Regions from separate parts of the Mus musculus genome. Here regions 1 and 2 are each linked to region 3. A link is a loop called in an ENCODE intact Hi-C map of the cell type or tissue named here. Cell type or tissue: left cerebral cortex. All regions are shown on one strand.

The links. Hi-C counts contacts between places; a loop is a spot of excess contacts. Peaks named below come from ENCODE experiments on the same cell type or tissue, not always from the same donor. Only the 100,000 strongest peaks of a DNase experiment are listed, where the experiment ranks them.
Region 1: a loop joins it to region 3, with 2.0 times the contacts of the local background. A loop is called at or near these places in 12 of 42 quality-filtered maps.
Region 2: it touches region 3 in a loop (4-fold over the local background); 17 of 42 quality-filtered maps call a loop at or near these places.

What each region holds. Positions count from the first base shown.
Region 1 is chr15:84,166,516-84,169,015 of GRCm38, forward strand. Pnpla3 (patatin-like phospholipase domain containing 3) reads left to right here and starts at 1,301. Exons shown (of 8, transcript NM_054088.3): 1 at 1,301-1,545. The coding sequence starts at 1,359. Mir6392 (microRNA 6392) reads left to right here and starts at 1,755; the gene lies at 1,755-1,862. In left cerebral cortex, a CTCF peak has its summit at 1,345; DNase peaks (open chromatin) are centred at 1,257, 1,705, 1,954 and 2,499; H3K4me3 peaks cover 1,586 bases; H3K27ac peaks cover 1,048 bases.
Region 2 is chr15:84,630,645-84,633,144 of GRCm38, forward strand. No RefSeq gene overlaps it. Among named protein-coding and RNA genes, the nearest start is that of Gm34201, 4.5 kb to the left of the region's middle. In left cerebral cortex, a CTCF peak has its summit at 1,141 (motif pointing left); a DNase peak (open chromatin) is centred at 1,128.
Region 3 is chr15:84,119,788-84,122,287 of GRCm38, forward strand. Pnpla5 (patatin-like phospholipase domain containing 5) reads right to left here. Exons shown (of 10, transcript NM_029427.1): 3 at 870-935; 4 at 396-605. Among named protein-coding and RNA genes, the nearest start is that of Pnpla5, 2.1 kb to the right of the region's middle. In left cerebral cortex, a CTCF peak has its summit at 1,060 (motif pointing right); a DNase peak (open chromatin) is centred at 1,028.

The DNA of each region.
Region 1 (2,500 bases), 47 kb after region 3:
TTAACTAAAATATTCTATTAAAGAGTAGTGTACAGGGGCTGGTGAGATGGCTCAGTGGGTAAGAGCACCGACTGCTCTTCCGAAGGTCCGAAGTTCAAATCCCAGCAACCACATGGTGGCTCACAACCACCCGTAATGAGATCTGATGCCCTCTTCTGGTGCGTCTGAAAGACAGCTACAATGTACTTATATATAATAAATAAATAAATAAATCTAAAAAAAAAAAAAAAGAAAAAAAAGAGTAGTGTACAAATTGTATTGCTATACTTGGTCAAAGATACTTTGTAGTCAGAAGAGGCACAGACAGGACCACAAACCATCTAGCTCCCAGCTTTCCTTACTCCTGCCTTCATTGGCACCGGCCAATCACATATTTTATTTATAAGTGACACTTGTACATGGAAACTTCAGGTCCTCCCTGCCTGGTGTTGTCTTCCTGTAGTCTTAGTTACTTAGGAGGCTGTGGCAAAGGGGCCAGAGGCTGAAGTCCAGGCTGAGTCACTGAAGGAGGCAGCTGGTTAAAAGAAAAAGGAACCCAGGGCAGCTCAGTGGTAGAGCCTTTGCCTAGCATGCAGGAGGGCCGAGGTTCAGTTCTTAGTACTGTAAAATTAAACAAGGCGCTGAAAGGATGGTTCAGCGGTAGAGGCCACAACTACTCTTACAGAGCACCAGAGTGGAGTCCAAGAATCCACGCGATGGCTCACAATCCTCTGCAACTCCAGTTCTAGGAGGTTTAACGTCCTCTTATGGCCTCCTTGGTCACTGCACACCCATGGTGCATAGACATACATGCAGACAAAATACTCATAAACATGGGGGCGGGGAGCCTAAGTATCTTTTTAAGAGGAAGGAAGGAAGGAAGGAAGGAAGGAAGGAAGGAAGGAAGGGAGGGAGGGAGGGAAGGAGGGAGGGAGGAAGGAAGGGAGGAAGAAAACCTCTCTCCATGAATTAAAAACGAACAGAAAGCAAAATAAATAACTGCAAAAACAGACACCCTACATGAAAATAAAGGAAAGACAGCATGTGGATGGTAGCATCTCTCGTGTAATAAAGAAAAGGAGAGAGTGCCACCGGCGTGCCATCCAGAACCTGAAAGAAAAGGGTATTCAAAGAGCCATTCTGCCCAGCAAGCATCCAAGCCTAGGATTTGGGAAAGCCCACGCGGGAGGGACATGGGGCGGGGCATGAGTCCAGTACGCCCATTGGGCCTCCCACTGGCTTATTTGCATGGTCCTAGTGGGGCGGGGCCTCAGCTGACGTCACCCGAAGACAGCTTAGGCGGCTGCGGCTCTTTAAGCTCAGAGCAGCAACACCGGGAGCAGAGCTGAACTGCAGCGCCGCCCGGAGCTTCAAGCACCATGTATGACCCAGAGCGCCGCTGGAGCCTGTCGTTTGCAGGCTGCGGCTTCCTGGGCTTCTACCACGTCGGGGCTACGCTATGTCTGAGCGAGCGCGCCCCGCACCTCCTCCGCGATGCGCGCACTTTCTTTGGCTGCTCGGCCGGTGCACTGCACGCGGTCACCTTCGTGTGCAGTCTCCCTCTCGGTGCGTCCACGGCCACTACCCAGGCCCCGCGTGCGGGGAGGGGTTGCTACACCTGGGGAATCGGTAACACTTTCCGGGGTGCCCGAAGAAACCTGTCCGGAGAGCTCTCATCCTTCCCGGTGCCGTTGAGCACTCAGCTGGAGACCCTGGGCCTGTCACCTGGCGTGGGATTTCCCGGGGCCGGCTGGAGCAGACGCGCTCCGAGCATCTTCTTCCTGACCCGCTCTGGCGCCCTGGTCCTGTCAGCTGGGTCATCCCTGAGCAGCAGGGAACGACGCAGGTTTGCCGGGTCCTCTGGTCCCTGAGCCGCAGAAGGTTTGTCCTGTGTGGCTCTGGCTAGTGTCCCATGGCTGGTGCCGCCAGGAAGGGCAGAAGGCACCCAGACTAGAACACCCTTAGTGGCAGTCCAATGCTCCGGTTGCCTTTAGAGGTGGCTGGTGGGGGCGGGGTACGTGGATTAGAGAAATATTTGGAACACTCCCTAGAAGCTGGAATGGGTTCCCAGACAGATCCAGTTCCACTCTCTCCTGTCTTCACTAGCCTAGATAAGCGGCCCTTCCCAGATCGATGTCACTGACATTCAGGGCATTTGAATCTTGGCCTAATTAAACATTTGCCCATGCACCCATGAGCGAGAGGAGGCGAGTACTCTCCTCTCCCCCACTAAACTACTAGGATGTGATGCCTTCTCTTCCCAGTGTCATAGCCGGATGCTTTTGGGGTTGTGGGCAGGGCTTGGCTAAGTGCCCACGGGGGGGGGGGCGGACTGCTGACACCCAAAGGTCCCCAGGCTGCATGACAATGTCCCACATCAACCCTCTTTGATCTGGGGCCTCTTTAACACTTTACTCTTTGCTCTCTGCTGGCCACAGCCAGCAGGGAGAGACTTTGGCAGGCAGGGGAAAGCCCCTGCTGATGAGCGGAGCTCTGCCATTGGATGGGATCGGTGAGCAGA
Region 2 (2,500 bases), 510 kb after region 3:
TTTTTTTGTTGTTGTTGTTGGATTTTGTTGTTGTTGTTGTTGTTGTTTGTTTTTTGTTTTTGTTTTGTTTTGGTTTGGTTTGGTTTGGTTTGGTTTTTTCGAGGCAGGGTTTCTCTGTGTAGCCCTGGCTGTCCTGGAACTCACTTTGTAGACCAGGATGGCCTCGAACTCAGAAATCCCCCTGTCTCTGCCTCCCGAGTGCTGGGATCAAAGGCGTGCGGCACCACGCCCGGCTGTTGTTGTTTTTGGTTTTGGTTTCTCGAGACAGGGTTTCTCTATATAGCCCTGGCTGTCCTGGAACTCACTTTGTAGATCAAGCTGGCCTCAAACTCAGAAATCCACCTGCCTCTGCCTCCCGAGTGCTGGGATTAAAGGCATGCACCACCACGCCCGATTTATTTATTTTCTTAAGCAGAAATGAATTTCCTCACAGCCAGCGCTGGGGACGAGAAACACAAATCAAGGTGTCTGCAGGTCTGGGGGTGTTTTGATTTTTTTGTCTCGTTTTTTCCTTTCATTACACTGGGATCCGTAAACAGGTTTTCACTTCAGTATGTAATATACTCAGTACAATTTATCCTGCCATACCCCGCTAAAGAGCTGCTTCTCGCCCTGCCCACTGGTCCTGTTTGCCCCCAGCTATCTCTCATCGTCCATACCTATGTACTTATACATCTACATAATAAAATCCTGGATCCATGAACGGGAGAAAACACACAACCTTTCTTTCTGAAGTGGACTTGTGTTTGGCACAATCATCTCCAGTTGTGTGTGTTTTCTTGCTAGCAGCCTAACTCTGTTCTGCTTTGCGGCTGGGAAAAAAAATCCCCCAGTCTATATACAACATTTATTCTTTATCCATAGCTTCCCTATCTGCTTCCACAGCCTGGGTGGCTGGCCCTAAGCAAACCTCATCCCAGCCTAACCCTAGACCAGGCCCAGCAGGAAGTTTCCCAAATGGTGACCATACAGAGTGTGGTCAAGAGTATGGTGCCCCAACTTTGCCTCGGAGCAAGCACCCTTTCTGTGCTGAAGTCTTGGAAAGTGCTGGGCCAAGCAGTGAGGTTGGAGAACTGGATCGACAGGCCATGTGTCAAAACCTGCATCTGCAGGGCACTGGTGCCCTCTAGTGGCGGATCGAAGGAAGGCAACGCACACCTAAACCGAGAACAGTGCTGTGATAGGGCTCTCTAGGTAGGAAGGGGCAGGTATCAGGCAGGGTTAAAGTCCTCAGGAGTTTCCCACCACTGAGCCATCCTCCCCGCCCCCATGCTGTTCTCTAATTAGTTATTGTCAGTCATTCTGTGACTGAGGAGACTTAGAGGAAGTGAAATGAGCTCTTGAGGGGGCAAGGGATCTAAAGCCAGGACTCCTGAGAGCCTTCCACACCCTGATCAGCTCCAGCCCGGTCATCTACGGGTGAGAACTGAAGCGAAGATGGCTTATGGGAGTCTGGAGGCTGGCTCATCTCAATCCTGATCTCCAGTCAGAATTCACAAACATGGCTACTAGTTCCATTATGCATACCCGTCTCCGACACAGATAGACAGGAGACATGGTGGCAGAGCCCACACTCTGCTCTCGGCAATGCTCCACACTGACTTTTGGAAATGGACCTCTGGCCACCTCTCCAACCTGCCGACAGTTAGGAGAAGAGGGCTGGAAGAGGACAGCTCAAACACAAGCGACACAGTCAGACACCGGTTCAAATCCCAGCCCCAACACCTTCCCACTCTAACTCACCTCCATTCCCCTCCCTGGGTCTTCATGACCTCCCTGGCGAGATGGGCTGTTGGTGTTTTTGCACAAGGTGGCTTGATCATCAATCACGAGCTATTTGCAGAGCTCAAGCCTGAGGCTCAGTGTCAAAAGCAAGCGTGCAGATCCTGCAGAGCACAACCCAAGAGCACGGCAGCCTACGGGAGACCCAGAGGCACCAAGTTATGCCCCCCCCATAGTAGGGAATCAATAGAGATCAAGGAATCCTGGAGAGAGAGAGTAGGACCCGGGTAGGGAAGGATGCAAGTGGAGCAGACCCCAGAGAGCAGACATGTCCAGAGTGAGCAACTCCATAGAAGCAAAACTCATGTTAGTGATAGCCAGGTTAGGGTGGGGTAAGGAGGTTACTCTTCACCTCTGATATCTAGAGACATGAAAAGATGTATGTGGCTAAGTTGGTAAAGCACTCTCTTAGCATGCATGCATGCATGAAGTTCTGGGGTCCATCCCTATCCATCCCTAGTAGCATCTAAGATGAGTGTGGCATACGTCTGTCGTCTTAGCGGTTCAAGGTCATCCTTGGCTACACAGTGAGTTCAAGGATAGCCTGGGCTACATGAAGCCCTGTCTCAAAAACTCCAAAAAAAAAAAAAAAAGTTCTACAGTTAGTATAAATGTACTAAAAACCCATACTGAGCCCCCCACCCCCAAAAGAATGGCTTTTTGTGGTGTGTGATTTCAGTTCAGGTTTTCAAAGGCCCTCAGCTGACTGACACCCACC
Region 3 (2,500 bases):
GTGGTTAAGAGCACTGACTGCTCTTCCGAAGGTCCTGAGTTCAATTCCTGGCAACCACATGGTGGCTCACAACCATCTGTAATGAGACCTGATGCCCTCTTCTGGTGTGTCTGAAGACAGCGACAGTGTATTTATATATATATATATATATATATATATATATATATATATATATATAATAAATCTTTTTAAAAAACAAACAAAAAAAGGAATGGAATTAACTGTCTCTGCTTATGGAGCCTGCCAGTTGAGTGTGGACCACAGCTGGACTCCAGGCCTCTCCCAGGAAGGGACAGAAGGAGGGTCAAGTTTCTGCTCCAGGCCTTGTGTGACTTGAGGCTGGGCAGTAACTGAAGTTGATGGGTCGTAGGCAAGGACCATGCAGGGTGACCTACCTCAGGCTTGGGGGGGAACACAGATTTGAGCCCCCTAAAGAAGTTCCTGGTAGAGATCTGGAAACTGGCATTGAAGGCAGTTAGCTCAAAAAGACTATGTGATATGTTCTGGGGACAGATGTCCACTGTCCCGTTGAAAGGAGAGACGGTAATGGTGGTGGGGCAATCGGAGAAGGGCAGGTTGTTGCTCAGAGCCCCGTCAATGAAGCGCTGGAAGGCAGAGAGGCATTAGCCCACACCATCTTCCCCTCACTCTCCCCGTATCAATGGAAGTCCATTCCTTCCTCTAGCCTAGCTTCTGAGCTCTCTAGCTAGAGCTTTCTAGCTCTCTAGGAAGGGGAGGCTTGACACACAGTAGGTGCTTTAACATCGGGTGGCCTCCTCATTCCTATCTCCACCTCTGGACAAGCCCTTGTCCTAGCTGCCTGGAGCCCAGAGTGGAATGCAGACAGGGGCCCCCCTGGATAAACTCACCTGGCCTCTGAATGCCGGGGGGATCACCCCACAATATAAGGGTAAATACAAGGTGCAGATCAGAGCCTGGAAGAGAAGAGCATAGCCCTCGCTCAGTGCTCACGTGCTCTCTTGTGCTCAAAAGAACGCATGAGCGCAGGCATCCTTGAAGCCACCTTCCTCTCCCTGCAGAGGGCGCCCTAGCTGCCTGGAGACTGCAAGTCTAATCTATGAACCAAGACACCAGTACCAATTCACACACACATACCCCAGGTCTGGCAAGGAGGTGCCACCAAAAACCTCTGTGTGTTTTCCCAAAGAGTGTTTTCAGAGGTGATCCAAACAAATGCACTTCTGAGGAGGAATGTCAGGCTCTCTTTCCCCACATCAGACACTATCTCCTAATAAAAGCCCTGACAAGTCTTGCTGATGTTAGGCAAAGGTGGGGCCGGGGGATGGAGGATGGGGTGGGGGAGATGCTTCGCTTACAGACTTATCCTGTGCTGGCCTTGTGCTGTAAAGGGCTGTGCACATTGTCCTGTGTTGCAACGTGCTTAGCCTCATCTCTGGTCTGCATCATCATCCCTGGTCTTATGCCAGCAACACGCACAGGCACGTGCAGAGGGTGACAGGCAAGGAGAGTTCCAGCGTGGCCAACTAGGCTGGGAGGGGCAGGGCTGGGCAAGTACTGTAGCTCCCAGGGCACACAGAGCCTTCCTGACCTGACAACCCTGAAGAGTATTGCTCCCCCTGTCCCTGGGGGAAGCAGACACAGGCCTGGCTCCGATGTTTGAGATGTGAATTTCCCACCAATGCCTGCGGTTCGTGACAGCTGAGATTCGCTGAGCACCTTGTCCAGGTGAACACACCAGGACAGCTCTGAAGTGCCTCCCTGAGCATCAGCCCACAGCAAGTGACACCCCCTCAGGTACACACTGACAACCAAACACCTATGTTCCAGTAGACAGGGGCCCTCCTGAGTCAGACTGTCCTAGAGTCGGGGACAAGGCACCAAGATGAGAATGAGTCTATCTGGACCTCAGCATCAGGAGCAGATGGGACAGATGCCATGACAGGAAGGGTGGGCAGAGCTACGCTGAGGGACTCCAGGACTCTACACAAGGAGTTGAGGCCTTCCAGTATGGAGACCCATATTCCTTCAGAACTTTGGCCCCACTTTCCTTACCCCCTAAACCTATCAAGTCAGAAAGGCTTCATTCCTTCCCTGCCTTATTCTCTTGGTTGAATTTCACATAGGCCCTTTCCCAATCCCTTCCCAGGAGGTAGGCTCAGTAGGTATAAGCCCTGAGAAGGTAAGGTGTTTCAGATGTGCCCAAGCCTGGCAAAACCCCGCAGCATACAGCAGTGCCCACACATATTAGATGCTCTCAGGAAACAGTTTGCTCTGGCAATCAGAAAACGCTTAGGAAAGAGGGGTGAGCAGGACAGGGCAGACACCTGTGGACCGAGCAGCCTTAGAGGTCCTGACTGTGAAAGCTCCTCAGTCTACCCCAGGTCTGACAGCACCTCGGGTTCCTCTCCACCTCAGCCTCTACAGAGCCTTGGACTCAGGCCAGTCTTGGATACAGTCTAGCTACTGCTCCTCCCCCTCTACACACACACACACACACACACACAAACACACACACACA